Linked DNA regions of Homo sapiens: all the other regions are linked to region 4. A link is a loop called in an ENCODE intact Hi-C map of the cell type or tissue named here. Cell type or tissue: PC-9. All regions are shown on one strand. Each heading gives the region's core, and the rest is flanking DNA. Links, peaks and the distances in the headings are about the cores only. Region 1 has its middle 200 kb from the start of LINC00604. Region 2 has its middle 140 kb from the start of LINC00604. Region 3 has its middle 130 kb from the start of PTGER4. Region 4 has its middle 100 kb from the start of LINC00603. Region 5 has its middle 160 kb from the start of PTGER4.

The links. Hi-C counts contacts between places; a loop is a spot of excess contacts. Peaks named below come from ENCODE experiments on the same cell type or tissue, not always from the same donor. Only the 100,000 strongest peaks of a DNase experiment are listed, where the experiment ranks them.
Region 1: it touches region 4 in a loop (14-fold over the local background); 5 of 110 quality-filtered maps call a loop at or near these places.
Region 2: it touches region 4 in a loop (7-fold over the local background); 5 of 110 quality-filtered maps call a loop at or near these places.
Region 3: it touches region 4 in a loop (2.7-fold over the local background); 3 of 110 quality-filtered maps call a loop at or near these places.
Region 5: it touches region 4 in a loop (18-fold over the local background); 9 of 110 quality-filtered maps call a loop at or near these places.

Annotation. Positions count from the first base shown.
Region 1 is chr5:40,434,689-40,441,302 of GRCh38, forward strand. No RefSeq gene overlaps it. Among named protein-coding and RNA genes, the nearest start is that of LINC00604, 200 kb to the left of the region's middle. In PC-9, for the core only: no CTCF peak of the experiment used is centred there; a DNase peak (open chromatin) is centred at 3,013; H3K27ac peaks cover 1,561 bases.
Region 2 is chr5:40,381,879-40,388,492 of GRCh38, forward strand. No RefSeq gene overlaps it. Among named protein-coding and RNA genes, the nearest start is that of LINC00604, 140 kb to the left of the region's middle. In PC-9, for the core only: no CTCF peak of the experiment used is centred there; DNase peaks (open chromatin) are centred at 2,053, 2,713 and 3,853; H3K4me3 peaks cover 1,779 bases; H3K27ac peaks cover 4,163 bases.
Region 3 is chr5:40,549,678-40,556,291 of GRCh38, forward strand. No RefSeq gene overlaps it. Among named protein-coding and RNA genes, the nearest start is that of PTGER4, 130 kb to the right of the region's middle. In PC-9, for the core only: no CTCF peak of the experiment used is centred there; DNase peaks (open chromatin) are centred at 2,214 and 2,714; H3K4me3 peaks cover 1,149 bases; H3K27ac peaks cover 2,545 bases.
Region 4 is chr5:39,946,461-39,953,074 of GRCh38, forward strand. No RefSeq gene overlaps it. Among named protein-coding and RNA genes, the nearest start is that of LINC00603, 100 kb to the right of the region's middle. In PC-9, for the core only: CTCF peaks have their summits at 2,611 (motif pointing right) and 2,827; a DNase peak (open chromatin) is centred at 2,621.
Region 5 is chr5:40,514,684-40,521,297 of GRCh38, forward strand. No RefSeq gene overlaps it. Among named protein-coding and RNA genes, the nearest start is that of PTGER4, 160 kb to the right of the region's middle. In PC-9, for the core only: no CTCF peak of the experiment used is centred there; a DNase peak (open chromatin) is centred at 4,028; H3K27ac peaks cover 2,902 bases.

The DNA of each region.
Region 1 (6,614 bases), core at 525-5,524, 490 kb after region 4:
GTAATTCAAGTAATTTACACTCTAGCATACACAATAAAGCACTAAATTTAATACCCATTATGAGTGATGTAAGAATTGAGCTTTCCATTCCTCTGTTCTTCAAGTGGAAAATTCAACTAATATTTCTGGTCTTCAGTACTCTCATCTGTAAAATGAGAAGGCAATGTTGGTTTGTGTTGTCTCTAAGGTTTTTATAACTATAAATATCCTACAGGTCTACAAATATTTCATGTTTGAGGAGGAAGCGTGGAAGAGTAGCAAATGCTCGTGGTGACCAAGGCAAAGTCTCCTTATTCCTTGGTAAGAGAAGCCCAGTTTTATCTGGGACAGCAATATGCATGTGATAGAGGTTGGCATGTAAGATCTAATAATGAGATATAAACAGACATTGTTGAGTGGAGCTTTAGGGAAAATCGTTTAGGATAGAGATTTAACTGGCATTCCTCTTTGGCCCTTTACTCTTTATCCATTTTCAAATGCCCCAATAATGTACAGGAGTCTGAGGGTTCCACAGCTAGCTGTGATCATGAGGTGGCAAACGAGAGGTCCAATTTTACATTTTGAAGACAGGAACAGAAAGAATCAGCCTGAGTCCCTAATGGCATCCCTGAATTACCTACCCCCAGATTGTGTGTGTGTGTGTGTGTGTGTGTGTGTGTGTGTGTGTCTGTGTTTATAACACAAATAAATTCCTATTTATGTAAGCCACTGCTAGTTGAGTTTTATGTAATTCCTAAGGTAAACCTAATTCTAAATAAAAGAGAGTGAAGATAGAAGCACACCCATATAATTGTCATCATTATATAATATTTAAAATAAAACATAATTATCTTTGTCTGAAATGACTTAGTTTTCTTTGGAAAGAGATCACATAAGAAAACACGAATTTTAAAAAATCCTACCATGATTTATAAAGAAACATGCAGCTGCAAGAGTGAGGCATTTTTTTTTTTATTACACTTTAAGTTCTAGGGTACATGTGCACAACATGCAGGTTTGTTACATATGTATACATGTGCCATTTTGGTGTGCTGCACCCATTAACTTGTCATTTACATTAGGTATATCTCCTAATGCTATCCCTCTCCCCTCCCCCCACCCCACAACAGGCCCCGGTGTGTGATGTTCCCCTTCCTGTGTTCAAGTGTTCTCATTATTCAATTCCCACCTATGAGTGAGAACATGCGGTGTTTGGTTTTTTTTTTCCTTGCGATAGTTTGCTGAGAGTGAGGCATTTTTGAAGCACCCTAACTTTTGAAACCTGTGAATACTTTTATATTGTCTGGCACCACTTCTTATTTCAATGACAACTAATTTGCTTTTGTTCATTCCAATTAGGTCCACATCCATAACATCCAGTAGGTCATTCTCTGGAGATAAGAGTTTGTGATACCAGCAGAACCTTTGTCCTCCGTGACTGGTCAGTGGGGTAGTGGCTCTGAGTGGAGGGCAAGCTTACGTGGAGGACAATGTGAATTTGGGTTCAACATTGAGATAGACAGGACAGGACTCCCCTATAAATATGTAGGCATCAAATTGCAAATTGTACTGTTGTTCCCCCAAAAATCAGCAGACCAGTTAAAATGAAAAACTGACTTTTTTTGAAAAATTACATAAGAAATTATTCCTTAGGACATCCCCAGAGCTTTATCCAGTTCTTAGATATAACCCAAAGGAAAACTTTCATTCTTTATTCCTTTTCCCTAATAAGAAAGAGTAATTTGGGGGATAAAAACCATGTTTTGTTTTCCACCCTTACCTGCTACCCCACAACAGGCATGGGCACGCGCACACACACACACACACACACACACACACACACGCAGGCTCCTTTCCCAACTGGAAATTTAAGCACTTTGAAGGCAATGGATTTTTTTCTGAGATTATAATAGAAGCAATACAAAAACCGAAAATTAAACCTCAGACTCACTGTTTGAAAAAGTACTAGCCATTTCCTGCCATGAATAACTTCTCGCTGGTTTGTTCCCCACTCAGCCCCATAACATCTCTTCCGCCTCTCTGGTTCCTTTCCTCTGGTTCCTAGCTGCAGCCTGTCACACGTCAATCCTGTTAATGTCTTACGCATAACATTTTAGTTCTCAACCATCTACCTCAAGCTTAATTCCACACTGAGGTTTCTATATCCAAAAGTTTAAAGGCCTTCTCCTTTCCACTTTTTTGAGCTCAAAGAACAGGCAGGTATTTGGAAATGACAGATTATGGAGTTAGATTCCCTACCCACTAGTCCCTTTAAGAAGAAGCTCCTGTACATCACGAGTTCTCTTTTCCTCTTTCTGCCTCATACACCTAATGAAGGAGACCTACTCAATTCATCAAACCTTTATTAACCACTGTCGACATAGCAGATGCTGCTCAGTATCAGAGAAACTGAAGGAAAAACATGCAGTCCCTTACCTTGAGAAGTTCAGAGTCAACATCTGTGGAGACACAGATGTTGACACACAACGGTAAAACCTTGTGGTCATCACCACAAGAAAATCATGTATAAACGATTATGAGGACAAAGCTAAATATTTTTCAAATATAATCTTCAAAATCTTAAATATACCTACAGCACAGGTATGGACACCTTGGTCAGGTGACAACACACCTGCACAAATACCTTTTGACATGCCAGTGAATCTATGTAAATTCTTCTTTCACCCAATTGTGCTAGGCTTCAGCCTTGTAGAAATTATCATAAGCTTATTGTTAGTATTTCTTTAAATTAAATGTTTACATTTGAAATTACTGGTAAAAGTAGGCAGTAACATTTTCACTTCTGCAGTGGGATTTCCTTCATGTTTCACTAAACAGGTAATATCAGTGGCTTCCCCTTATACTCTTTCTTGAGTCAAACCAGTGATGTAACCCTACGGTAGCTCATACACAGATAGCACAATGCTGCAGGCTAGAACCCACCCATTTCACTGCACCCACCTAGCTTTTATCAGTCAAATTATCAGCTTGACAAACACCGATTCAGCAATTTTCAGTATTTCCTGGTGTGAAAGGGCCATCACACTCAGTATTTCTCAAGATGAAAATCATCAAGTGGTTAGAGTGCAACTGTGAGTCACAGAGATGCTAATGCTAGCCCTGGCCCTGACTCACTCTTTGACCGCTGTCCTGTACTCTCCACCCGTAGGTTCCCCAACATATCAGTTACATTTTCCTATTTACTTGTCATAAGGAAGGAGCTATACTTAGAGATTATTTGAAAATTGGCTATTGTTGTGGAAACCTAAATAGCTGTTCATAATAAATAGTTTTCCGAGGCTTAAATTTATCTATTGGAGAAAGGACCCAAGTTTAGAAATTAAGAAAACAAAATCCAAGTCTACAAAAAGCAGGTCCAGGTCATCACCTCTATCTCCTGCCTTTGAGACACATGCATACTGAAGCCCAGACAGCTAACAAATCTTCCCCAAAAGGCCCAGCTCTGCAGTGCCTAAATCAGCACCATCCAATAAAAATATAATGTGGGCCACAAGTGCAAACCGTGTGTGTGTGTGTGTGTGTATATATATATATATATATATATACACACACATACTATATATAGTGTTTTTTTTGAGACAGAGTCTTGCTAATGTGGGCCACAAGTGCAAATCGTGTGTGTGTGTGTGTGTGTGTGTGTGTGTGTATATTTTGAGACGGAGTCTCGCTTTGTTGCCCAGACTGGAGTGCAGTGGCTCAATCTTGGCTGACTGCAACCTCTGCCTCCCGGGTTCAAGTGATTCTCCTGCCTCAGCCTCCCAGGTAGCTGGGAATGCAGACACATGCCACCGAGAGGTGACAGTGTGCTGGCAGTCCTCACAGCCCTCGCTGGCTCTCGGCGCCTCCTCTGCCTGGGCTCCCACTTTGGCGGCACTTGAGGAGCCCTTCAGCCCGCCGCTGCACTGTGGGAGCCCCTTTCTGGGCTGGCCAAGGCTGGAGCCCACTCCCTCAGCTTGCAGGGAGGTGTGGAGGGAGAGGCACGAGCGGGAACCAGGGCTGCCTGCGGCGCTTGCAGGCCAGCTGGAGTTCCGGGTGGGCGTCGGCTTGGCGGGCCCCGCACTCGGAGCAGCCAGCCAGCCCTGCTGGCCCAGGGCAATGAGGGACTTAGCACCCGGGCCAGTGGCTGCGGAGGGTGTACTGAGTCCCCCAGCAGTGCCAGCCCACCGACGCTGCACTCGATTTCTCACCGAGCCTTAGCCGCCTTCCCGCGGGGCAGGGCTCGGGACCTGCAGCCCGCCATGCCTGAGCCTCCCACCCACTCCATGGGCTCCTGTGCGGCCCAAGCCTCCCCAACGAGCACCACCCCCTGCTCCACGGCACCCAGTCCCATCGACTACCCAAGGGCTGAGGAATGCGAGCGCATGGCGCGGGACTGGCAGGCAGCTCCACCTGCAGCCCCGGTGCGGGATCCACTAGGTGAAGCCAGCAGGGCTCCTGAGTCTGGTGGGGACGTGGAGAGTCTTTATGTCTAGCTCTGGGATTGTAAATACACCAATCAGCACTCTGTATCTAGCTCAAGGTTTGTAAACACACCAATCAGCACCCTGTGTTTAGCTCAAGGTTTGTGAATGCACCAATGGACACTCTGTATCTAGCTGCTCTGGTGGGGCCCTCTGGTGGGGCCTTGGAGAACCTGTGTGTTGAAACTCTACATCTAACTAATCTGATGGGGAGGTGGAGAACCTTTGTATCTAGCTCAGGGATTGTAAACGCACCAATCAGCGCCCTGACAAAACAGGCCACTAGGCTCTACCAATCAGCAGGATGTGGGTGGGGGCCAGATAAGAGAATAAAAGCAGGCTGCCAGAGCCAGCAGTGGCAACCCACTCCGGTCCTCTTCCACACTGTGGAAGCTTTGTTCTTTCGCTCTTTGCAATAAAATCTTGCTACTGCTCACTTTTTGGGTCCACGCTGCTTTTATGAGCTGTAACACTCACTACGAAGGTCTGCAGCTTCACTCCTGAGCCCAGCAAGACCACGAGCCCACCGGGAGGAAGGAACAACTCCAGACGCGCTACCTTAAGGGTTGTAACACTCATCGCAAAGGTCTGCAGCTTCACTCCTGAGCCAGCGAGACCACAAACCCACCAGAAGGAAGAAATTCCGAACACATCTGAACATCAGAAGGGACAGACTCCAGATGCGCCACCTTAAGAGCTGTAACACTCACCGCGAGGGTCCGCAGCTTCATTCTTGAAGTCAGTGAGACCAAGAACCCACCAGTTCAGACACACCACCACGTCTGGCTAATTTTTTGTATTTTTAGTAGAGACGGGGTTTCACTGTGTTAGCCAGGATGATCTTCATCTCCTGACCTTGTGATCTGCCCATCTCAGCCTCCCAAAGTACTGGGATTACAGGCGTGAGCCACCACGCCCGGCCACCATGTGTATAATTTTTAGTTTTCTAGTAAAAAGGGTAAAAAAGAAATAAGTGACATTAACTTCAATAATATATTTTACTTAACCTAATATGTTCAAAATATTATTGCTCCAACATGTAGTCAATTTTTTAGAATTATCAGTTTGTTGCACTCTTTTTATACTAAGTCTTTATTCACACTAAATTTTCATACTAAAATACAGTGACTATTTCACACTTACAGTATATCTCAATTTAGACTAGCCACATATCAAGTGTTCCAGTAGCCACATGTGACTAGTGGCTACCGTATTGGACAACATAAGCCTAACCTAACTCCAGTGATTCAGTCTCCTAGCAGAGGTCAGCATCAACTAACAGGATAAAATGAAAAGCAGCATAACTTCTTTAAGCTTATCAGAGCCCTACTGCTACCTCTTCTTGTATTCTCTATGACCCTTTTAAAAAAAGAATATCATTCTTCTGTATAACAACATTCTCCCTCCCTATTCCATTCTGGGACTTCACTCTGATTAAATCCTTTTGAAATTCACTTTAAAAAAATCCCTTTTCTGTTTACCTGGGCTCCCTGAGTATGCCTAGGGAAATTATCAGTAGGAATTTTCTTATTGCTTGTAAATTATGTTTAATTCCTAAATTTCCCTTTTTCTGCCTTGTCTGAAAGCATTCCAAACAGAAACTAGTCAAAGAAACTAATTTTTTTGTTTTTCCATCAGTTGGTGACCTCATAGGTAGAACCGAAAAGGTCATTGTGATTATAAACCCTCTCAAGAGGTTGTTCTAACTTTGTCAACATAAGGTTCATTCTCAATAATAATGTGTCTTAAAATGATGTTTCCTTGGATCCTTAAACAGAATAATGCATGACTTCAAGTTAGGAATTTCCAGTGATGAATATTTCAAGTGAGTAGGATTACAACAAACTTAGATGTCCACAGAAAGTTAAAGGGTGAGTGGACAAGATCTGGGGAGCACACTACTTTTTTCTGACTTTCCAGGAGAAACCATATTCCTGGGACTGCCAGCTTCACTGCAGACAGGTGTGAGGACTACAATGACCCCAGTAAGCTATTCAATGTGCAACAGGGCTGTACATCACATTTCTCTTGGCATTGACTTTTTTTGTGGACAAACAACAGAATGTAACCTAAGTAGCTCCTAAGCAAAAATACGAAGTCTACAAAATTAGATTCCATGCCACATGAATTCATTGTCCCACTTACACACCACTA
Region 2 (6,614 bases), core at 787-5,786, 440 kb after region 4:
ATCCTTCCCACTCACTTAGCTCCTTTCCTCCTGAGAGTTTGTATAAAACATTAGAGACTACGTTGACAGTATGCATAATACAACCTACAAAAATATGTGAGAAGATAAAATTTGAGACTTCCAATATAATAACTTTTTTTCTTAATCATTTTATAATCAAGAAATTGCCCTTGCCTGGAAGTTATATCATTTGAACTTTTATCCCCAAGATCTTCAAAAAACAATGAGTCACTTAAAGATGTCATCTGGTAACTATTTCATTCTAAAGCTGTGCTATATTATGTTCCTTAAAGGTGTGGCCACCAGAAGAACATTACTTTATGATGAATAAATATCCTCTGTTACACTTATGTTTATGTAAAGTATCTATGACTAAAACAAACTTACAAGGTCATCTATGTACCAAATTATAACTGCCACCTAAAGACTCACAGGTGGAGAGTACACATGGATTACTTAAGTAAATTTCTTACCTGAGAGTCACAACTGGCTGGATGAATCCTCTTTTACCTCCTTCAGAGAAACAGACCTATGACTCTAACTAGACAAAATTTCAGACTGAATCTCTTAGAGAATGCAATCAAGTCTATTGATTCAATTATAAAGTGCTACTTTGGTTACAGGGTGACAAACTTCCAGATATTATTATCCCTAAAGGTTATATAGGCTGAAAATCTCAGTCGATTTAAGATAAATCTGGGCTGAAAGATCATAAATGGGGAAATGTAGGACATTCCAGATACAGCCTTTACTTGAAGGTTGACAGAAGGAGGATAAACAGATGCCTGCAGGATGATCCATGGTGACACTGTCACAGGTAAACTGAAGAGACTGTGTCCAAGTCAATCAGTATGTGTGGAGGATTTGTTGCTATTTGTTCTTCTCATTTTTCCAATGTGATCGAAGTTCCTTAGGTTTAGCCCAATAAACATCTCCCTCACTACTAGTGACCACAGCAAAAAAAAAAAAAAAATGTGTGTAACAAAATATGCACTATAGAGGATCAAACTGTTTTACAAAATCTTCAAAAACCTAAATGTTTTCTTAGCAAATGATGGCATGTCCTTCAAACACTAGAACACTATATTGTTTATTTTGCTTTCAGGCTGATTATAAGGTAAATTCAACTCAGAGAGACTTGATCTTCTTCCTAATTTACCTGCTTCAACAAGAAACCATGAGTGTTCATTATCAACCATATTTTGAAAATTGAATAATAAATAATGGTAACTACTTTATTAATAAAACAAATATGTTTTTAATTAAGTGACTGTGGCTGCCAGGCTCCAGAAAGTTAAAATGCCATCAATAGATAGGCAGTGAAATTCTGAAAGCAGTTAAATTGCAGAGTACTTGAGAACTGGTAATTTTAGATGAAAGACAGCTAAGACACAAATTTAAAAGCCTATCCATTGTTCCTTTTTTAAAATGATATGAAGAGATATTGTACATCACAACTGCTATGGACTGAATATTTGTGTCCTCCCAAAATTCATATTAAAGCCTATATCCCCAATGTGATGGTATTGGGAGGTTGGACTTTTGGGAACTTACTAGGTCATGATGGTGGAACCATCCCCTAATCTCATTCATCCTCCACCATGAATGAGATTAGTGCCTCTATAATAAGAGGCAAACAAGAGATCATCTCTCTCTGCCATGTTAAGATATAACAAAAAAACAGCTGTCTGCAAACTAGGAAGAGTGCACTCACCAGATACCAGATCTACCAGTGCTCTGATCTTAGACTTCCCAGCCTTCAAATTGCATAGTATTTTGTTTAGTCTATGGTATTTTGTTGTAGCAGCCTGAGCTGATTAAGACAATTTTCTTCATAGATCATTTTCTTGGGAATGGTGGTAAGATGCTCATAAATGCTTAAAACTACACATAACAATCACACAGCTAGAAGAGATCCCAGAAAATCTTTCAAAGAAAATTCAGAACCAAAGTTCTGGCTCTCACTTTATCTCCAGCCTTAAATGAGCTGGAGAGTCAGTTATGTAACTAAATGTCTCATGCCTCAGATTCCTCATGCATTCATTGGGAAGAATGCCTGTGCAATGTGTCTTTAGGGTTACCATAGAGATGAATGAGGTAATGTATAGAAGAAGCACAATCCCAAATAATATTTCCCTTACCATAACTTTTCTGCTAAATAACATCTAAAATTTTAGCCCTTGTTTAATTTAGCCTCATATTTCTCGTCTCTTGCCCTTTGTAACTACTGTGCCAAACTTTCCACTTTATGATATACAGTAAGTCCACTTAATGCTGTCGATAGGTTCTTGGAAACTGTGACTTAAAGTGAAATGACATACAACAGGTCTTTGAATAATATCATTTCTTTCAACATCCTTGATAAGAATAAAACATTGGTTTCATTCTATGTTGTTTTGTTTCAAGTCACAGTTTCCAAGAACCTATCAACAACATTAAGTGAGGACTTACTGTATAGGGTTTCCTTTATTTTCATTTTCTATTTTGCCAACATAACCACCAGCCTTTGCTTTAGTACAGTACCTACTCTTGAAGCTACCCCATCAGTGTTCACTGATTAAATATGAGGAGAAGGGAGAGGTAGGCTGCTGCTCAGGGACTTTTCACACTAAGACAAGAAACCAGAGCAAAGGTGATTCCCCCTTGCGTGGCTAAACTATGGTTGCTGAAGCAAAAGGCATTGGAGCAGAAATATTTCCCTTCTAATCACTAGTAATGCCTCAGGCAATAATGGATGCTTCATAAGCAAAGGAATTCCCACTAAACCATCAGGAAGTCTAGTGTAATAGCCTATTTCCAACCTGCCAGATTCATTGAGTGAATTGGAGCAAATCTCATCTATACTTCTCACTTTCTGATATAATTTTATAGAGACTAAATAGTAATGTTCACCATAATGTTGGATGAGCCTCACTTGTGAAGCATTCACTCAGTATATACCTGGCATAATCTCCTCAGATTGGTACTTTTTCAGATTTAAGAGGGAAATAGCTTGAAATTGAGAACTAATAGCAAATTACATGCCCTTAAGATGATACACCCTTCAATGACAAAACACTGTAGCACACCTCCAGGTCTGAAGTTAACAAAGAGGGCTGTCACTTCATTCAGCTGAATCCCTCCTGCCCTCCCCCTGCATACACCCCAGGCAACCTTTGCCCTACTACAATCTAGCTCATTAATTTGGTCAATGCAATTGTTTCTCATTTAAATCTTCCTGTAAAACATAGAATAGTCACTTCACTATTACATTGTCCCCAATTTTTTCAAAAGCTTGCCGTGAAGGGAAGGAAGCTAAGTAAGAAAAAGGTCAATGAAGCCAGTTGCAAAGAAGATTATGAAATGTTGCTCATTTCTGCTTTTTTTTTTCTTTTGAACCTCTGAATTACTTCATCTTTCCATCTGTCTACAAAGTTGTGGGTGCACATTAAGATATACAGACAGAATTCACAAACCCTTTGGTAAATTCACTCTTAGCACTAAATATCAACGGAGGAGAAAAAAAAAACGTACTATGTTTCCCAAAAGAAGTATGGGGAGACTATTTTCTATGATTAAAAGCATAAGAAAAAAAATAAAACTGATCCAAGAGCCCAGAGACTATTTTTATATGTGAAAAATATATACTTTAGTCAGGATTTGTAACTTCAGTAACTCCCTTTGGAAACCAAATTTCCACCCTCTCACAGTGTTTGGTTATTTAGGACTGAGTCAATTTGAGCATGATGAGTTTGGAATGCCAGCTGGCTGCAGAAGTGTGAAGAAACCTGTGTGGTCACCAACACTTTAAACATCACTCACAGTTCTGAAGTAGGGCTATCCCAGGAGCACTTCCTGGATGCTGGTGATCCACAAACACCAGACTATTTCCACTCCTCAAAAGGAAAAAGAATGGGGCCCTACCTTGCCAGGAAGAGGAATCTGGCAAGCAGGCTGAGAACAAGCACCACACAAGGCAATTTTTGCCAAGTGAGTCACCCATACCCCCTGGGTACAGGTGAAGCTCAAGGAAAGGACCATTCAAACTTCCAGCCTGCAGGAGCTGCAAAATCAGCTCCTGAACTCCAGTATTCAACTCATCTAGAAACACATTTTTATTCAAATCTTTAAAGCCAAAGAAGGTATCTAACCATTGTCCCAGCCTTCTCTTCTTTTATAGTATCACTAATTCCATAGTTATGTAAGTGCCTTTTATGTGAATGCACTGTACTAGACCCTTGATAGAGAATGGTTAGCAGAAAAATTAAAAAAGCAACCAAGATTCTACATTCTTGATTCTCATGGGAAAAATAGAGAAGAACTGAGAAAAGTCCTAAGAAGAAAACACTAAGATAGACACTAACAGGGAAAGTTTTACTCAAGGTGGTCTTATGTTCTAATTTTAATGTGATCACTTGGGGATCCTGTTTTAAAAAAAAAAAAGAAACATAGATTCCAGTACTAAATGCAGATTTGATATGTCTTGGGGAGAGTCTGGGACTATGCATTTTTTACAGGCTCCCAGCTGCTGCTGCTGTTGCTGCTCCACAAACCACATTTTTTAATAACAAGCCTCTAGGGTTTCTCTACATCTGTGGTTGTAGTTCTCTAAGTGTGGTCACCAGACCAGCAGCTACAGTGTTACTGGGAAACTTCTTAGAAATGCAAATTCTCAAGCCTCACCCCAGACCTACCGAATCAAAAGCTGGAGAGGGGGACAGGGCGGCAAGGATGCCAACACTCTATATTTTAACAAACTCTCAAGGTGATTATGACGCCTGCTAAACCCCATTCATCCAATACTAGTCATGAGCCACATGTGGCAATTGAGCACTCAAAATGTGGCTAGTTTGAATTGAAATATGCTGTTAGGATAAATTATATGCTAGATTTCAAGGACTTGAAAAAAGAATATAAAAATCCCTTATTAATATTTTTTATATTAAGTGCATGTGGAAATACTATCTTGGATATAGGAATTAAATTATATTATTAAGATTAGTTTCACCTGTTTCATTTTGCTTATTTTAATGTGGCTACTAAAAATTTTTTAATTACATATGCTTGTAATGGTTAGCATTATGTTTCTACTGGGCAATGTTGCACTAACCTTTGAGAATTATTGCTATAGAGCAATGGTTTTCAAGTGAGGCAATTTTGCCCCCTAGCAGACATTTGGCAATATTCGAAGACATTTTTGATTTTTACAGATGGGGTCAGGGGTTCTGTAAGTAAAGGCCAAGATGCTGCTAAACATCCTATAATGCACAGGACTGCTTGCTACAACAAAAGACTCTCCAGTCCAAAGTGTCAATAGTGTGGAAGTTAAGAAATCTGTTCTATTACACTGATTCTGCTCATTAGAAACACTTTAGGAGAGTTAAAAATACTGATGTTCTTGGTTTATCCCCAGATTAATTAAATTGGAATCTCTGGTACAGAAGCCGTGGCATCGGTTGTTCATTTTGTTTTGTTTTAAGTTCCCTGTGGATTATAAGGTGCTGCCAGGGTCAAGAACCTCTTTTTCTAGTGGAATGGACAGAGGCCCCTCATTCATTCGTCTCTGTACTGCCAACACTCATCACCTCCAGACCTGGGAACTGGCATTTCCAACAAGTGTCCAGTGATGCTGAAGCTGCTGCTCTGGTTTCCTCTGGAGAATTTTACGTCCCGTTCCACATAATGCTACACACTTCAACTCTCCAGATGGCCCAGGGAGCCTCATCAGACCTGGGCAGTTGTTCCCCACTCAGAAGACAGTCCCACCACCAACGATTCCCCTTCCAGACTCAATCAAAATGACTTCCCATTCAGCTGAGGTAGAAGCAGCTCTTTTATCAAGGGCATGGGGGCATGGTTAAAGGAGACATAAACTAAGTCCTTTCTGTTTGCACTCCAAGCAGGAAACAAATTTTTCTGTTACTGGGTCATCTTAGGGAAACCTGTTTCATTCAACTATTTAATTTTTACCAATATATAACTTAAATCACTTTAAAATAAATTTGTACAGATTACAAAATGACATAGATTAAAACAACTTCTCAGCCAGGTGCGGTGGTTCACACCTGTAATCCCAGCACTTTGGGAGGCTGAGGCAGGCAGATCACGAGATCAGGAGTTCGAGACCAGCCTGGCCAACATGATGAAACCCCGTCTCTACTAAAAATACAAAAATTAGCTGGGCATGGTGGTGGGCGCCTGTAAGCCCAGCTACTCAGGAGGCTGAGGCAGGAGAATCATTTGAACCTGTGAGGCAGAGTTTGCAGTGAGATGGCGCCATTGCACTCCAGCCTGGGCAACAGGGCTAGACTCCATCTCAAAAAAAAAAAAAAAAAAAAAAAGTTCTCCCTAAAACTAATCCCCTAAGAAAGTAGGAACTAGAGAAATTTGAACTTTAAATATTTTATGGTCCTTCCTCCTTCATAATTAACTTTTGAAAAAATATATATATACATAAATCTAAAATCGTTGGCCCTACATGATCTCTCTCTCACACACATGCGTGTGCGCACACACGCACACACACACTCTATTATCTTCATGAACACATCACCTACTTTGCTCCAGTCCAGCTGACAGCCTTAGGCCCTTCGCACTAAGTGTCTTTCCCCAACATCATCTGAATGCATAACTTC
Region 3 (6,614 bases), core at 694-5,693, 600 kb after region 4:
AGAAGTTTTGATAAAATACAAAAAAAAAAAAACCTAAATATTTTTATTGTTTAAAAATATTAATCACTACCCACTAAGTGCCAGGCACTGTTCTAGGTACTAGAGATACATAGCTAAAGGCCACAGCCAAAAAAATGAGTCATTGGGATTACAAATATGGAGCAATGGCTAAAAGTTAGTGCTTGAGAGTAGCTGAAATGGCTGTTGGAGAAGAGAGGAAAAGAAGTGCCATATTCCAGCAGTAGGGTTCAACCAACTAACTTTTTTTCTTTTTTTTTTTTTTATCCAACATTTATTTTAAGTTCAGGTTTGTTAACATAGGTAAACATAGGCCATGGTAGTTTGCTGCACAGATCAATCCACCACCTAGGTATTAAGCCCAGCATCCCTTAGCTATTCTTCCTGATGGTCTCCCCCCACCCCGCTCCCACCCCTGACGGGCCCCAGTGTGTGTTGCTCCCCTACATGTGCCTATGTGCTCTCATTGTTCAGCTCCTACTTATAAGGGAGAACATGACATGTTTGGTTTTCTGCTTCTGCGTTAGTTTGCTGAGGATAACAGCTCCCAGCTCTATCCATTTCCTGGCAAAGGACATAATATCATTCCTTTTTATGGCTGCATTGTATTCCATGGTGTATATGTACCACATTTTCTTTACCCAGTCTGCTATTCATGGGCATTTGGGTTGATTCCATGTCTTTGCTATTGTGAATAGTGCTGCAGTGAACATATATGTGCATGTTTCTTTATAACAGAATGATTTATGTTCCTTTGGGTATATACCAAGTAATGGAATTGCTGGGTCAAATGGTTTTCTGCCTTTAGATCTTTGAGGAATTGCCACACTGTCTTCCACAATGCTTGAACAAATTTACACTCCCACCAGCAGTGTAAAAGAGTTACTCTTTCTCTGCAACCTCACCAGCATCTGCTGTTTCTGGACTTTTTTTTTTTTCTGACTGGCATGAGATGATACCTCATTGTGGTTTTGATTTGCTTTTCTCTAATAATCAGTGATGTTGAGGTTTTTTCATGTGTTTGTTGGCCACATGAATGTCTCCTTTTGAGAACTGTCTGTTCATATCATTTGCCCACTTTTTAATGGGGTTGCTTGTTTTTTTCTTGTAAATTTGTTTAAGTTCCTTATAGACTCTGGATATTAGACCTTTGTCAATGGGATAGATTGCAAAAATTTTTTCCCATTCTGTAAGTTGTCTAGTCATTCTGATGATAGTTTCTTTTGCTCTACAGAACTTTAGTTTAATTAGATCCCATTTATCAATTTTGCTTTTATTGCAATTGCTTTTGGTGTTTTTCATCATGAAATATTTACCCGTGCTTATGTCCTGAATGGTACTTCCTAGATTTTCTTCTAGGGTTTTTATAGTCTTGGGTCTTACATTTAAGTTTTTAATCCATCTTGAGTTAATTTTTGTATAAGGAAGTGATCCAGTTTCAATTTTCTGCATCTGAGCCAACTAACTTTTAAAAGACAGAGTGATGGCTTGAAGATGTGATAAAAATTATTAAAACTCAATAAAAATTTTGAAAGTAAAACAAAGATCCAAATCACATAAGAGAGGCCCAAGAATAAAACTAAGGGAGAGAAAGTATTGACAAACCCAAACACACGCACACTCACCCACCCCCCCACCCACACACACGAAATGATTGTGCACTGTGATGGTTACTGTTGAACATCAATTTGATTGAATTGAAAGGATGCAAAGTATTGTTCCTGGGTGTGCCTGTGAAAGTGTGGCCAAAGGAGATTAACTTTTGTGTCAGTGGACTGGGAGAGGCAGACCCACCCTCAATCTGGGTGGGTACCATCTAATCAGCTGCCAGTTCTGCTAGAATAAAGGAGGCAGAAGAAGTTGGAAAGAGCAGACTTGCTGAGTCTTCCGGCCCTCATCTTTCTCCCATGCTGAATGCTTCCTGTCCTTGGATATCAGCCTCCAGGTTCTTCAGCTTTTGGACTCTTGGACTTACACCAGTGATTTGACAGGGGCTCTCAGACCTTGGGCCACAGACTGAAAGCTGCACTGTCAGCTTCCCTTCTTTTGAGGTTCTGGGACTCGGACTGGTTTCCCCACTCCTCACCTTGCAGACGGCCTATTGTGGGACTTTACCTTAGGTGAGTCAATTCTCCTAATAAACTCCCTTTCATGTATACATATATCCTATTGTTCTGTCCCTTTAGAGAACCCTGACTAATACGGGCACAAAGAAACACAGACAAGAAACTTCTAGTAATGAATGGGGAACTTCTGAGAAGTAAATCTGATGACACTGAGTGTGTCAGTCTTATCTGACTATGTTTATAGAAAGGAAAAGAATCACAAACTTGGGATTGTTTCCTCTCATATTCCAATCAATAGTAACTTCCTTTTCACAATGAGACTTTAAACAATTAGGGAAACATTTCAGTTTCCAGCTAATGGATTTAAGAGTGATTGCTATTTCAGGAAAAGCACTTCATCCAATTGTAGGCATGCCAAAGGTGGAAGAAAGGGGAACTGAAGAAGCGTAAACTGTACTAAAGGCCTCCACAGCTGGCTTTGAATCCACTGAGAAACTAATATTCTTTCCCTAATAATCTCTTAAAGACTTTAGGTTGCTTTCATTCAGGATGAAAATGTGCTGGCCTAAGAACAACTGTTGACTCAACACTTGAGCATCAAGGAGCTAGACGTTCTATTTACTGTGCCAATGCCAGGCATTCCTGCGTAATGTGCAAGCAGTGCTTGAGAAAATATACATAGAGTGGGGGTTCAAATACCGAGATACCAGTGTTCTAGTTAATAGCATGTTCAAACCTACCACATTTTTTCCTCCTGGTAATTATTCCAGCGCCTCTGGATATTCTCTTGCTGTTCACCAGAGAGCAAAGTAGGGCAGAGAAAGGACAAACACCCTAGGTCATCAACACTTTGGCCACAGATATCTTGAACACTGTAGGTAATCTGTTATTTTAGAGCCTACTTTTCCAGAATTCACCCTCATATGTGACCTGCACCAGTGCTATGTTGTTTTAAATGTATTGAAATATGTTCTTGCTTTATGGAGGCATCAACAACATCAACTCACTTGCAAATACCAATGTGTCAAAATTTGATACAGATACTGATATTAATATGATATAGAAGGATGATAATTAAGCTTGGATAATTTTATAAAGATAATTGGCATCAAACTAATAAGGCACATTTATGCATTATATATTTGCTAAATTAATGTCTTATTTAGTTATTTATAATATTTAAGTGTCTTCTCTGTTGATTTCGTGTTATTAGCTTATGTCATTTTCTGTGTGACTAAATTGTCCTATTAATTATAGTGTAAGAGCTCTGTAGTGTGAAATTTAAAAAGCAAATTATAATATATAATTCTTGTTATGATATTGTATCAATTAGGAATAGTTTTTTGCAAGTAACAGAAAACTTGACTGATAGGCTTAAGTCACATGGACATTACCTAACAAAGAGACCAGAGAAAAGCCAGCCCCGGATTGAGTCAACGGTTCAATTATGTCATCAAAACACAAGGTCCTTCAAATTTTCTACTCAATCAGCTTTGGTATGTATTCAGTGTTTTCCCTCAAGGTTAAAGATAGCTAACAATGGCCAGGTGTGGTGGCTCACACCTGTAATTCCAGCACTTTGGGAGGCCAAGGTGGGCCGATCACCTGAGGTCAGGAGTTCGAGACCAGCCTGGCCAACATGGTGAAACCCTGTCTCTACAAAAAAATACAAAAAAAATTAGCCAGGCATGGTGGCACATGCCTGTAATTTCAGCTACTTGGGAGGCTGAGACAGGAGAATCACTCGAATCCAGGAGGCGGAGGTTGCAGTGAGCCAAGATCACGCCGCTGCACTCCAGCCTGGGCCACAAGAGTGAGACTCTATCTCAAAAAACAAAAAAGATGGCTAACAACAATGCTCCAAAGAACCTGTCTTCACACAACAGTAGGACTTCCCCAGCATATTCCTCACATTTTCTTTTCCAGAACAGGATCACATAGCCATCCCAGGTAAGTCACTGTCAAGGAGCAACAAGATTGTCGTAATTGCTTTACACCAAAAGTGACTTATATCCAGGGGCTGAGTGCATTGGAATGGAACATAAGCAACCAACAGAGTCTACCACAGGTACGTGTGGCCCCTTCCAAATCCAAGCATGTAATAGCGATCCTAGTATACAACTAAATGGTGGTAACTAAATACCTCTCCCCATTTTGTATTCCTCTCTTAGTCTCTTCCTGTCTTTCTCTGTTTCTGTAACACACACATACACACAAACACACACACACACACCCCAGGACTAATGAGCCATGAGGCCAGAAAGCCAGATAATGCCAAAAGACGTGAGTTCCAAAGCAATCCTAAGACTATTGCCTCCCTGCAGTTAAAGTGCCTTGTCCACAAATGTATGTGCGGCTATAAGCTTTCATTTTCATACTTTCAGTCTTGCAAACTACAATTGAAGCTGATGAAAAAATATGATTACAGGCTTTGGCACTTGAGTGCCCCCATGGATTTATCTGCATACTAACAGGTCCTTTCCTGCATAGAGAGGCACCACCTTTAATGTCAATAGAAAGAAACAAATGCCACTATTCATTGTCCTCAGCTAGGATTTGACAAAGATGAGTGGGAAAGCAAGAGGACAAAGACAGGAAAACAACTTTATTCTCTGTTGAGAAATGCAAAACTGTGAAGGAGCAGGTCTAAAGGTTCCACAGAGAACCCCAAATATCATTTTCTTCTATTAATTGCCTATCAGCCCTATCCAGCTCTCACTTTTACCAAACGCTGGCTAAACAGTTTCTGCAATCTACTTCACATCCCACAAAGATTGTGTTGGGAAAAGTATAAGACCTCTGGAATAAAAAGGTCAGAACGCTGCTCCAATCCCAAGATCAAAGAGCTCAGGGACAATACATACACCCCCTCACCTCTGTCAAATCATCTTTTGGACACAGTGTCTCTTTCAAAATAGGGGGCAAGAGGTCATACTTCTGTGTTAAGCATTGGTCCCTATTAAGTACACATATATTGCAAATTCATTCAAAACTGCTTTAGAGCATACATATGGCAATCTGGCAGATCAAGGAAGCTTTCCAGACTTGTAGTCCATATGTAATAAGAGGACATAAAACAAAATGTAAAACTGAAGTTCAAATAAACTTTGTAGTGGAAGTAGTACTTTCTGTTCACAGCTACCATTCTCATCATCAGTTATATCATCAAAAGTCCCTGACTGCATGACACCAAGCTGGATGCTTCATGTGACTCAGGACTGATATCAGCAATGCCAGGTGGTAGAAATAACAGGTAGTTCACCGAGCTGACCAGAGGCACACCTTTAGGAAAATTGCTTGAACTTTATAAGCCTCAGTTTTCTTATCTATAAAATTATAGGGAAAAGTCCATGCTACAAGGTTGGAATAAGACCAAGTCAAATAAAATGAAGATACCCATTTATTATCATATGTATAAATCAGGTTAAGCACTTCTTAGAAACATCTTAAATATTTGAGTCATTCAGTATAATAACTATTAACTATATGGGTGCTGAAAAGCCAAGAGGAGAGCCTTCATATGACACATTTTTGTGCCAATATATGTTTTTGCTAGTGTAGTACTTTTTATCCAGATTGTCTTTATACCCCCATTAGATTTGTTCATTATAAATTTGGGGCCAGGCACAGTGGCTCACACCTGCAATCCCAGCACTTTGGGAGTTCAAGGCGGGTGGATCACGAGGTCAGGGATCCAAGACCAGCCTGGCCAAGATGGTGAAACCTGTCTCTACTAAAAATACAAAAATTAGCCAGGCATGGTGGTGCGCGCCTGTAATCCCAGCTACTCAGGAGGCTGAGGCAGAGAATTGCTTGAACCCGGGAGGCAGAGGTTGCAGTGAGCCGAGATAGCACCACTGTACTCTAGCCTGGGAGACAGAGCAAGACTGCAAATCAAAAAAAAAAAAAAAAATTGGGACATTTTACATATTTATTTGGAAAAACTGAAGAATGAAAATGACATAAAATCCCATTGACAGTCTGTCAGCCAAGTGTAATTAGAAATTTTTCATACTAAGCTGCATATTCAAAATAAATCTCTAAAATTTAGTCAAATGCTTGGTTGAAACAGGAATTTAAATACTAAACTATTTGCCCTTTCATTTTCTTATCCTTTTCATGCTACATGAACTGGGGAGATAATCCATTGTGAAAAACTGAATAAATACCTCTTCCCCCTTTCTATGTCTCTCTTTCTACCTTTCTGTCTTTATGTCAGTTTCTGTCTTTGTAACAAACAAACCTATCTGGACTAATGAGCCATGAGGCCAGAAAACCAGGTCATGCTAAAAGATGTGAGTAACAAAGCAATCCTGAAACTCTTGTCTCTTTGCACTTAAAGTCCCTTGTACACACGTATGTGTAGGCTATGTGCTCTCATTTTCATACTGCTTTCCTCCTTAAGTTCTACACTGGGTGTTTATGTGTATCTATAAGAGACAGGCAGGTGGGGAGGGAAGATAATTTCCAACATAATAATGCTAGTTCCATATAGCCATAGGTTACACCTCTCAGTGCCACCATTACTAA
Region 4 (6,614 bases), core at 611-5,610:
ACATGACATAAATACCACCATTTCAGTTATATTTGCCACTACACTATTCCCTATTTCATAATCTATGTTTTCATAATATGGAAATGCCTGCAATGCCCCCCACCCTCCGTGCCTCTTGAAATCTTCTTGCCTTTGGTTGTGGTGTTTCCTCTTTCTGGAGTGCCTTTTCTACCTTTATTTACCTGGCTAACACTCACTCACTGTCACTCTCAAGTCTTAATACTAGTTAGTTAACATTATTTAATGGAATGATGGTTTTATTGTAGTTTGTGGATAATTTCCCCTAAAATATATCCAGGTTTTTCATGACTGGAATTGTGTCTGAGTAGAAAACTGCATTCATTAATTTCAAGTGAACTTCCCTCTTTAAAATTCTAAACTATGTCATTTCCCTTGCTTGTCATACCCACCCCAATCCTCTCAAACTCAGCTTCTCCTTTCTTTTAAAACTCTATTTAAGGTTTTGTCAACTTATTTTTAAAAATAATTCAAAGAAAACCTTTCTGTTGGTTATCTAGATTCTGATAATTTATGTATTAGGTGCCAAATTTAGATAAGAATCTTCATAAACATAGGTCCACAGCCGGACACCGTGACTCACACCTGTAATCCCAGCACTCTGGGAGACCAAGGCACTTGGATCACGAGGTCAAGAGATAGAGACCATCCTGGCCAACATGGTGAAACCCTGTCTCTACTAAAAATACAAAAATTAACTGGACATGGTGGCGCGTGCCTGTAGTCCCAGCTACTCAGGAGGCTGAGGCAGGAGAATCACTTGAACCCAGAGGCGGAAGTTGCAGTGAGCCAAGATCGTGCCACTGCACTCCAGCCTGGCGACAGAATGAGACTCCGTCTCAAAAAACAAACAAACAAATAAACATAGATACATTTCCTTCATGAAACTTCCTTGAGAGAGATTGGCTGATTCCTGTCACTGCCAATTTCATAATATTTTCAGCTTTTCCTCCAAAACATTTTTATAAACAAGTAAAATTGGCTGGATGTACAGACTCATAGACTTTAAGGCCTATACTACATTTAACTAACCTAACCTCTTATTTTTACAGAGAAAGAAATGAGGCCCTAATATTTAGTAAAGGACATGTTACTAATGAGTTGCTAATATGTTTCTGCTGCTCATGTGTAGGTGTGTGTAAACACACACACACAGACACACACACTACATGGTATGTGAATCTCTCTCTCCTATTCCAGGTCTTAAAAGAATGACAATCACTCCTTCTCCTTGTTTATTCCTTTCTCTAAAAAGAAAAAAATATTCATCACTGTCTGATTTTGCTTTTGCACTACAGGCAAAGGTAAATGTTGACTGCCTGGCTGACTCCTCCCACCATGACTTGCCTTAAGTAGTGCTAAGACATCTCCCTGCCCATGGCCTTGTTTCTACTGGCATGAGTCTCTTTCATTCACGTCACTGGCAGCCATATCCAGGGACTTGTGGTCAGAATGGAGTCTAGTGTGCTGTTTTTCTGGATATTACTCTGTCTTTTTCCCCCTCCAGTGTGTGACTGGAAGTCTCTTTAACAGTTAAAATAGTGGCCATATATGCACACTGGAGAGAGAGTATTCAATAAGATCTGTAATTTGTAGACCACTGTGAGAGATTAGTCCCTGTTCCCTCATGTTCTAGCTTCAATATACGCTTTAGGATCAATGCTAACTTCTGCAGTTACTTTATAGTAATTGTGATTACAATAAAAGTGAACACTTACCTCAAAAGGGTAGGGCCAGAATGAATTCTTCTTCTTTGTGGTCTTTGATGAAAAGTGTCTAAGTCACATATAATTTGTACCTCATCTTTTTAATAAGTAAAGGAAAGGCATTCTTATTAACTCTCCCCGTAGGAAATCAGAAAGGCATTCAGAGAGAATGGATTTCAGGCACAGGCATCAAGTTTGCCAGTGCTTCCACCTGAGCCCCACAGTTTGAGCTACCTGGTGCTCACCTATGAACTCAACACTGGTCCAATGCCCTGGACTAATTCCAACTGAGGCAAGAGGTGTTGAGGTAGCTCTTCTTCATGCGAGGACAGGACTTACTTAACTCTAACTCAGTTTCTCAATCTGGTTTCCTGGTTGCTTGCTTCCTCTCCATGTAAGAAATGAGTCAACATAATGTATGTGGAGTCCTAAAATGGTTTCTTCCCCCAATGGAGGTATTTTTCAACTGTGCATTTGAATTAAACTATTATAAGTATTTAATATAAGTAGAATAACATAATTTAAACATTTTACATATCTCTATGAGAAGTGGTTATTTAAAGGAAACACATAATTATAGTTTTTGTTATTCAAATAAATAATTCCCATTTTAACTGTTTTGAAAGTTGTATTTCCACATAACCAGCTTTTCTGTTGTGCTGTTTCTATGTGTTAGCCATAGCCAACCAAAGTCATGTGTAAACTGAATTATGCATTACAAATAAAAGAGCTGTAATCCTCTGAATACCCTAATTTGATGTAGAAAAAAAGTTTAATGCCCATTCTACAATGAATGCATATTTGAGAGTACTAAGAATATTTATAGATTTTTTTACTTCATTGTCCATAGACACTTCTTGACTCTGGTTTTTAGTAACCAGCAGAGGGCGCAACATACACAAGTTAGGGTCTTTAAATCCTTAATGGCTGATCTCTTCTGTCATTTGTATCCACAGGCACCTGCACCCTCCTCCACCATCAAAGTACACCCAGCCCAAGTCAAGTGAAAAGAAAGAAATATGTGCTTACTTATTTGTTCCTATCACAGCTGAAGTTAACCTTTAGCTGGAGACTAAATTAACACCAATGCTCCAAGTTTAGATAATTGTTCTGAAATAAATAGAGCCTTAAGCTAGAACTTCTTACATAGTCAAGGGAGATAGGTGGATTCTTTTGTACTTCATTTTAACTATCAATGGTGTTTTAAGAACCAAATAACATTTTTCTTAAATCATTTTTTTTCCTATCATAAGTAAATTCTCAGCCGGGTGCTGTGGCTCATGCCTGTAATCCCAGTACTTTGGGAGGCTGAGGCGGGCACATCACCTGAGGTCAGGAGTTCAAGACTAGCCTGGCCAACATAGTGAAACCCTATCTCTACCAAAAATACAAAAATTAGCCATGTGTGGTGGTGGGCGCCTGTAATCCCAGCTACGGGAAGCTGAGGCAGGAGAATCACTTGAACCCAGGAGGTGGAGGTTGTAGTGAGCTGAGATCGCGCCACTGCACTCCAGCCTGGGCAACAGAGCCAGACTCCATCTCAAAAGAAAAAAAAAGGAAATAAAATTGATGCCTCTGTTTCCACTTTACCATTTAAAACTCCTACCTCTAAAATAAATAAATAAATAAATAAATAAATAAATATTCACATATATAAAGTAAAATTTAATCCAAGATTCTATTGCTTCTAGGAAAATTTAGAAGACTTTTTATAGATTCCTTATGCTCTCTTCTTTCAATAGTAGTCTTATTTTGTAACTTTCTTATATTTTTGCGTGTTTATTTGAGTCAACAAACCACTAAGGCAAATTCACAGGTATATTTCATGTGAGAAAGATTTATTATCATAGACCTAATGCCTTACAGAAAAATTTCTGGCTGAAAAATTGTATAATATTGGAGAAAAACACGAAAGGAATAACATATATAGACCTGATACAGGTTACCAAGTAAAATCTTCCTAAAAATGTAGGTGACTCGTTCCCTATCTCATTTTACAGATATCTCATTTTACAGATAAGGAATCTGAGGCAAAAAAAAAAGAAAATAATTAAGTAAGTTTACTAACGTCACGTATCAGGCAATGTGGTCCAATTTTCATGCTCTTGACTTAGCCTTTACAGTATTCTGTCTCTGAAATACATATTCTATGCTCACCTAGTACACATACACACACACACACATACACACAGAGACACTCCATACATATGCATATAAATGGAACAAGGTTTTATAAAAGAATATTTATTTTTATGTCTGATAAAGTAAAAGCATAAATATCAAATATTTTATTACTACATATAGATATGGAAAAAGATCATAAAATGAACAACACAAATGCAGACAAACAGAAAATACTAGGTAAGGCCCACAAAACTAGTTTTACCACTCACTAATTGGTAGCAATATACAGTTTGAAAAGTATCATTGAATTTGACCTTATTGGCTCTCAACTTTACTTTTTTTCTGCTGTCACTGTCATTGTTGTTTTCACATAAATTATTATTGATTCTTAAATAAACTATCAACTGTGAGCCTACCTCTTCATTTTTCCATACCTCCCAAAATGCACACTTTCATTATGTGATTCCCTGCTGTAGAATCCTTCACTCTTTGGGCCAAGATGGCCAACTAGAAACAGCTCTGGTCAAAGGCGCCCATCAAGAAGAATAAAAACAGCAAGTGAATCCTGCACCAGTAACTAAGATATCCAGGTTCCGTCAATGAGACTGATAGGCAGTTGGCGCAACCACAGAGAGCAAGGAAAGCTAGGCAGTGTGATGGCCCACCCAGGAGCCACACAGGGCAAGAGAAGCTCCCACCCCCAGCCAAGGGAGGCACCTACACTAGTGACACCTCCAGGTACAGGAGGGACCCAGGAGAATAGGATCTGGAGTGGACCCCCAGCAAACTGCAGCAGCCCTATGAAAGAAAGGCCTGACTGTTAAAAGAAAAACAAACAGAAAGCAACAAAAACAACATCAACACAAAAGACCCCACAAAAACCCCGTCCAAAGATCAGCAGCCTCAAAGATCGAAGCTAGACAAACTCATGAAGATGAGAAAGAATCAATGAAAGAAATGCTGAAAATGCAAAAAAATGCCAGAGTTCCTCTTCTCCTCTAAATGATCGCAATACCTCTCCAGCAAGGATACAGGACTGGGCAAAGGCTGAAATGGATAAACTGACAGATGTAGGCTTCAGAAGATGGATAGTAATAAACTTTGCTGAGCTAAAGGAACATGTACTAACCCAATGCAAAGAAGTAAAGAAACATGATAAAACATTACAGAAGTGTTAACCAGAATAACCAGTTTAGAGAGGAATATAAATGATCTGATGGAACTGAAAAACACAACATGAGAACTTCACAATGCAACCACAAATATCAATAACCGAATAGACCAAGTGGAGGAAAGAATTTCAGAGCTTGAAGGCTATCTTGCTGAAATAAGACAGGCATACAAGATTAGAGAAAAAAAGAATAAAAAGGAACAAACAAAACTTCCAAGAACTATGGGATTATTTAAAAAGACCAAACCTATGACTGATTGGGGTACCTGAAAGGGATGGGGAGCACGGAACCAAGTTGGAAAATGTACTTCAGGATATCATCGAGGAGAACTACTCCAACCTAGCAAGACAGGCCCACATTCAAATTCAGGAAATCCAGAGAATCCCAGTAAGATACTCCATGAGAAGATCAACTGCAAGACACATAATTATCAAATTCTCCAAGGTCAAAATGAAGAAAAAAACATTAAGGGTAGCCAGAAAGAAAGGCAAAGAAAGGCCAGGTCACCTACAAAGGGAAGCCCATTAGACTAACAGCAGCCCTCTCAGCAGAAACCCTACAATCCAGAAGAGACTGGGGGCCAATATTCATTATTATTAAAGAAAAGAATTTCCAACTCAGAATTTCATATTCAGTCAAACTGAGCTTCATAAGTGAAGGAGAAATAAAATCCTTCTTAGGCAAGCAAATGCTGAGGGAATTCGTGACCACTAGGCCTGCCTTGCAAGAGCTCCTGAAGGAAGCACTAAATATGGAAAGGAAAAACCATCCACTGGTGTGCTGTATTCAAGAGACCCATCTCATGTGCAAAGACACACATAGACTCAAAATAAAGTGTTGGAGGAAAATTACCAAGCAAATGGAAAGCAGAAAAAAGCAAGGGCTGCAATTCTAGTCTCTGGCAAAACAGACTTTAAACTAACAAAGATCAAAAAAGACAAAGAAGGGCATTAAAAAATTGTGAAGGGTTCAATTTAACTGGAAGCACTAACTATCCTAAATATATATGCATTTAGTACAGGAGCACCCAGATTCATAAAACAAGTTCTTAGAGATGTTAAAAGAGACTTAGACCCCCACACAATAGTAGTGGGAGATGTTACCACCCACTGTCAATATTAGAAAGATCATGGAGACAGAAAATTAACAAAGATATTCAGGATTGAACTCAGCTCTGGATCAAGTGGACCTGATAGGTAACTACAGAACTCTTTACCCAAAAACAACAGAATATACATTCTTCTTGGTGCCACATGACACTTACTCTAAAATTGATCACATAACTCAAGGTAAATCACTCCTCAGCAAATGCAAAAGAAACAGTCTCTCGGAGCACAGTGCAATCAAATTTGAACTCAAGATTAAGAAACTCACTCAAATCCACACAACTACATGGAAATTGAACAACTTGCAGCTGAATGACTCCTGGGTAAATAATGAAATTAAGGCAGAAATCAAGAAGTTCTTTGAAACCAATGAGAACAAAGATACAATGTACCAGAATGTCTTGGATGGAACTAAAGCAGCCTTAAGAGGGAAATTTACAGCACTCAATGTTCATATTGAAAAGCTATAAAGGTCTCAAATTGACACC
Region 5 (6,614 bases), core at 1,050-6,049, 570 kb after region 4:
AGCCCATACTCAGGGAGGGAGTAGCTTACACTTGAAGGAATCGTAATAACTGGCTGACACATACTACAGGGACTGAGAGAACACACGTAAGAGAGGCTTTTGAGGGTTAGTGGTCCAGGAGGAGAAATATAAAGCCAGATAGAGGAGAATTTAGTAGAAAGGAGAACTAGCCCTGCTACACTATGGGAATGCTTTCTTGAAATTAGACATGATGGGTCCATGGTAAATTAGGAGGACATGCCAGCACCTCCTTGGCTAAGTAGTAAGAAAGTACCAAGAAAGGAGCCAGAAGAGTCAGAGAGATTGAAATGTTAAAGTGGATTTCTCAGTAAGAACAGAAAACCCTGATAGGTGCAGCAAATCACCATGGCACACGTTTACCTATGTAACAAACCTACACATCCTGCACATGTACCCTGGAACTTTAAATTAAGTTAAATTAAAATGTTTTTTAAAAGACCGGAAAACCCAATACACGTTTCTGTTTCCTGGGAGGGCCCAGAGGATACTTCCTTCACTAAAGCCACAAGAGTGCATGGGAGAAGCATCTCAGGATGGGAGGGGCAGGGGGATCTTTAAGAAACAGCTTTAAGAAACTTGGTGAGGGAAAGTAATCTGAAATATATTGTTGACAGTAAAAGAGAGTGTAATGAAGCTCTGCTCCGTGGTGCCAAACGAGGTGATAGGATTCCAGAAAAGGAGAAATTTGGGGTTGGCATTTAATTGTTAAAAGCAAGGTGTATGTAGTTACCAAGTCATAAGGTCAGGAGGGCATAGCAAGAATTTATTAAACAATAGAAATAATACATTCCGTCCACCTTGAATTAGTTGAAAAGTGGGGAAAGGGGGAAATAATCATTCAGGATCAGGTCCAGAAGGCACGAGTAAATTATAATGAAGAGGCAGCCCAGACTACCAGGTCACATATCTTTGTCATGCTGTCACCAATCTCTCGGCTTGTATGTAAGGTCTCATGGGGAGTGGAGGGGTAGTTCTTCCTACCAACTGATGGAGGAGGAAACACAGTCTTGGTGCGCAGATGAGTCAGAGCAATGTCTGTGCTGTCAAAAAATGGACTTCTGTTGTATTATATTCCCATTCAGGAGTGGTCCTAAAGGGCAGTCATGAAAGGAAATCATTCCAATAGGCATATCTGCAAGTCATTTATTTGATTATTTACCTAGTGTGGACAGAGAAGTGGTCCAAGATATGGATATGAATTCCTGAGCTATGTTGAATGACTTGGGTGGTTATTAGAGGTCTGAAAGGAATTAGATTGAAGACCAAAACATGACTGGTGATGAGGTATGTGGGTGACCAGTGGAAGATGGTCCAAGGCATGCAGAATTTTTTTATGCTAATACCCATCTGAGACCATCCTGGAAGCAATCAAATTCTAGGTGCACAGAATGATTTGTTCAGTGAATGTCAATAAGTCTCACTCCTTGGCCAGTCCAGTGCTAACCAGCTAAACCCATGAACATAGTATGCATGCTGGCAAAGATGATTAAGCACAGAACCAACTTTTACAAACTCTGATCTAGCTACTCTCACTGCTGAGTGCCCAATCTGCCAGCAGCAGAAATCAATGTTGAATATTCAATAAGGAACAATCCAATATAGAACAATGCCTCAGGAGAACAGCTAGCCATTTAGTGGCAAGTTGATTACATTGGACTCTTTCACCCTGAAGAGTACCACAATGTGTCCTTTCCAGAATTTACATCTACTCTCATAAGAAATTGTCTTCCTTGTCCCAAGTGCTTCTTGCAGCACTGCCATCTAAGGGCTTACAGAATGCCTGAACTATCACATAGTATTTCCCACAACATTGTCTTAGATCAAGGAGCCCATTTTATTGCAAAGAAGCTGTGACAATGAGCACATAACCATTGGCCTAATCATGTAACCAATTGCTCAGAAGTAGCTGACCCAACAGAACAGTGGAAGTCTTGTCAAAGGCTCAGCTACAGCACCAGCTTGGGGAAGACATGGTCATAGCAAGGACTGGGTTGCTGTAATCCATGACGTGGTATATATGTTAAGCCAACAGCTAAAAACTCATGCTGTGTCCCCAGTAGCCATAATGCATGCATCTCAGGATCAAAGAGTAAAAATCATCCCTGATGTTCCATTTCCAGAATTGGTGCCTCTACACTGGGGGCTTTTCTGCCTTCCACACTGGGGTTTCTCTGTTGATGATAAAGCAAGGGGCACCAAAGGAACCCATTTGTTGTCTATGTATGCACTCAGAAGTGCAGGAGTCATTCCTTGTGGGGCAAACCTTGGACCAATGGGAGATGAGACTAATGGGCAAACATTTCCCCTAAAATGCATTTCATGCTGTTTCTCAGAAGGCTCCCTGGGACCAAACAACCTGTCTTTCCCATAGTGGTTCCAACTTTATAACACTGCCTTGTATTGGCTCTCTCTCTTTCTCTGCTTTGCTTCCCCTTTCCCTTATTCCTGCCCCCTGCAAAAAAAAGAAAAAGAAAAAGAAATTCCAGTAAAGTACTGCCCATAAGTGCTCTCACATTTTGCATTCTGGGGGAAATCTGAACAAGCCAGGTCCTGTGCTAGTGGTTTTCACAAAAAAAAAGAAAACTTGCTCCAAAACGTAATTAGCATCTCTTTTACCAGAACCAAGGCCTCTAACAATTTTTCTTCTTTTTAAAATATATATGTGTATATATATATATATATATACACACACATATATATATAAAGGTATAACTTACAATAAAGTGTGTGTATCTTAAGTGTACAGCTTAATGAATTTTTATATTTGTATATCCTTCTTGACAGCAAATTTTAAAGATGAATTATATCCCCACAAAACAACTTAAACTCAAATCTGTAACAGGTGTTTTATTGCATGTCGATTTACTCTCCTCTTTCTATAAATAAAATACGACTGCTCTAGCTCAGGCCTTCATTCTCTCTCACTGTAACAACTTTCTAACAAGCTCCCTTTAGTGTTTTGACTTCCTTAAATCAGTCCTTCACTGTCACCAGAGAAAGCTATCTAAATGAAAACTCTGACTTTGTCACTCTTCTGCTTACAATTCTTCAGTGGCTGCTGATTACCTAAAGGAACTAGGGTTCCTTATCCTGGTACTCAAGGCCCTCCTCCTTTTATATTGTCCCTCAACCCTGCCTATCTACCTAGATAATTTTACTCATCTTTTACACCTTAGATTATAGCTCTTTTACTCCAGGAAGCCTCCTTAGCCTCCGTTTTCCAAGCCATGCCCCATAGTACCCTGTGCCTATCTCCCTGGTTGTACCAAACACTTGATATTTTAAATATCAGTTCGCCTGTCTGTTTGCTTCTAAAGACAAGCATCATAATCATTTGCATTCCAATAACCCCAGTGCAAAGCTTATTACCTGAGTCATAATATGCAATTAATAATTTTTTTAGTAAATAGATTAAAGGAGAAAAGAATATTTAAGACACTGTACTCAACAAATGTGTACCAAAAAATTTAAAACCAAGAGATGGCCAGGCATGGTGGCTCATGCCTGTAATCCCAGCACTTTGGGAGGCTGAGGTGGGTGGAGAGCTTGAGCCTAGGGGTTCAAGACCAACCTTGGCAAGATGGTGAAACCGCACCTCTACCAAAAATACAAAAGTTGGCCAGTCTCATAACAGGGTCTCAAAATAAATAAATAGATAAAAATTAAAAATAATAAATAAAAATAAAAAGAAGAGCTTTTGATAAAACCAAATCCCACATATTTGAATTTCTACCTTAGAGTAGACAGATCACCCCTGTAATCATATATCTGACTTCCTACCTGCATGGAACTCAAACATCTGCTATCAAGAGATTAAACTGCTCTGACGTAGGCATCACCCTGCCCTGAGGCCTGGTGCTCTAAGGTGTCCTGGTTACCCACAGCGCTCTGAGTCAGTGTTGAGCCATTCTCACTGATGGCTCATAGTACCATGGGTCTCAAGCTATTGAGTTACAGTTTTCCATATCCCCGGTATTCAGTCTTAGTTGTTGCCTAGTTTTTCATCTCCCTGCTTTACATTCTAGTTCCCCCAATGTCTAAGTCTTTTGCCCTTTATCCCCATCTTCTGGAGACTAAATGGCTGCCTTCCAACAGGTTGATTGCCTGATCTCTGAAACTTTATGAGTCACTTACCCTAGATCTGAGACTTGATTTGAACCAAAGGTACACGTTTGTGATCTGTCCTTCCTGCCTCTTGGCCTGGCACCCAGTTTTAGATCTCCCTTCAGGCTCATTTCATGCAGATATGCTTGGACTTACGATTCTGATCATCCTTTGACCTGTCTCATCATCCTTCTCATATCCTAAGTTAGCACTTCCCCCAATTATTCAACTTTTGTGTAAATCCGTATTTTGTTATATTGAGTCTTCTTAACGTGAGTTATACTCATGATACAAAGCAGAGCCAAGTGTAGGAGTGAGTTTGGAGGTGATAACTCTTTCTGAGTGGACCCAAACAATTCAGTACTTTGTATAAGATGATTTAGAGTCTGGTACAAAGCACCTCTTAGGGGCCTATTCAGTGTGAACAAGTTCTCTAACATTAAGAACCTGACAGTTTGGTTGAGGAAGAACAACAGGCTCCTATGAAGTCATCCAGAAGTGTATGTTTACATGGCAGCTACTTAGTTTATCAGCCTTTCTCTGGCTACCTGCCTTAAATTATTTCCTTAGCAAAATCGACTTTGCTTATCCAAATGCCCTAAAATGCAAACCAGTTTTGCTTCCCCATAAATCTCTGGAATTAATAGGAAAAAGAATTTGAAACTTTGTCCCAAAATAAGACATTGATAACATTTCCTTTATGTTCAGGATCAATTTGTTGGCATTTCCCTAACTCATCTGCATCCTTCCCTAAAGGAATAAATGACTTCCCAGTTTAACGAGATCTCTTTATTGTGCACAGAAGAACACATGGCACTTCATCATGTATGACTGCCCTCTGCCTTTATGAATATCATGAAATTTGGCTATCTGCTCCAAGATCTCCTTCTTTGCTTCTCCTCTTTTTAATTCCATGAAACCTAACCCTGGAGATAATATGTATGTACAACCTATTTTCTCATGATCAGTATTTTTAAATCACAACAGGAAAGGAGCCAACAAAGTCATCTTTGGTCTTTGGCTATCTTCTTATAGGAACACTTTTTCCTTCATTTCCTTGTTATTATTTGGTTGTAAAGTCCTCCAAGACACTGAATTGTTAGACCTGCAACTTTTTGTAGAAGAGAATTCTGTTTTGCTGAGTAAAGTGCAGCATGCTGCATTCTCTATGTTGGAGATGAGGTATTGATTTTTTTTAATAATATTTGGTTCAGGGGTATATATTGCTGCTGAATTATTATGTTTCTTAGAATTGAACATTTCACAAATGGATCCAAGATGGCCTTTTATGGATTGAAATAGTTCTAAACCGTACATTATCAATAGCAACAAAATAAATCACCAGGATGTGAATAAAATATTGATTATATATTCCTTTCCTCCATTAATTTGAACTTTACATCTAGTATTTCAATTTTTCTGTAATGAGATACCATTATATCTACATTGATTATAGCCTAGAAATGTTTTCAGTTAAAATTTCGAAGTAAAAAGTTTTTTGTTTCAGGAAAAGTGGGCTGAAAACAAAATATAAGGTAACATTTCAAAATAATTTGTATGATGTCAATGGCTTAACAGTGGTTATTTCATGAACTCAGAAAAATCTTATTGGAAAAGTATTCATCTTATGAACACATATAGCTGAGAAAATAGAGTTTAGGCTGACTTGCAGCATTAGGTCTTGATACAATTTAAATAAAGAACTTGAAAACATTCATAACACTTATGTCAGCCTACAGAGAAAGGTACTTACTTAACTCATGTTCTCCCACTTAGGCCATGTGAACAGACTCTTTTACATAATGTGATTGTAGTCAAAGGTCCTCAAACATCATTATTATCATCCTCATGGTTATCATCACCCTTACCGCCATTGTGTACCCAACTGCAAGGTAGCATAGGGACATCAAATCTTAGCATTTTCAAGGGGTTAATTTTAAAGAAAGAGAGTGTAAATGTCAAACACAGTTTTAAAACTAGAAGGAAGGAACTGTCAGTGGATCAAAGCTGAGGTTAGTTCCCAGAGTCCAGTTAGATATATTAAGAGTTAAATGAGAGACGCACTGACACTAGGTCATGGTCCTGTTTCTTGACTTTTGAACCACTGCTTTTTCATGGCTTTTATCAACAATAACAGGATACAAAGTGCTAAAAGTGTGGGAAGATATTTACATTTAAGGAGAACAAAAAAACATGACACTGATGGTTTAAAAAAAGTCACATGGAAGAAAAATGAGAGAGAAAGTCATAACAAAGGGCTGGACTTGAAGTTAAATCCCTATTAGGTCCTGTAAAATGCTGAACACATTAGGTTAAATATTTACTCTTCAAACCAAGCTTTTGTGGTGTAGATACCATTTATTCTATTTTACAGATAGGAGGTGTTGGGCTCGGAAAGTTTAAGCAACATGCCCAAGATCACCCAGCTGGGAGTAGTGAGGCAGAATTAAACACCAAGCTCAACTGATGCAAAGATTGTTCTACTACAG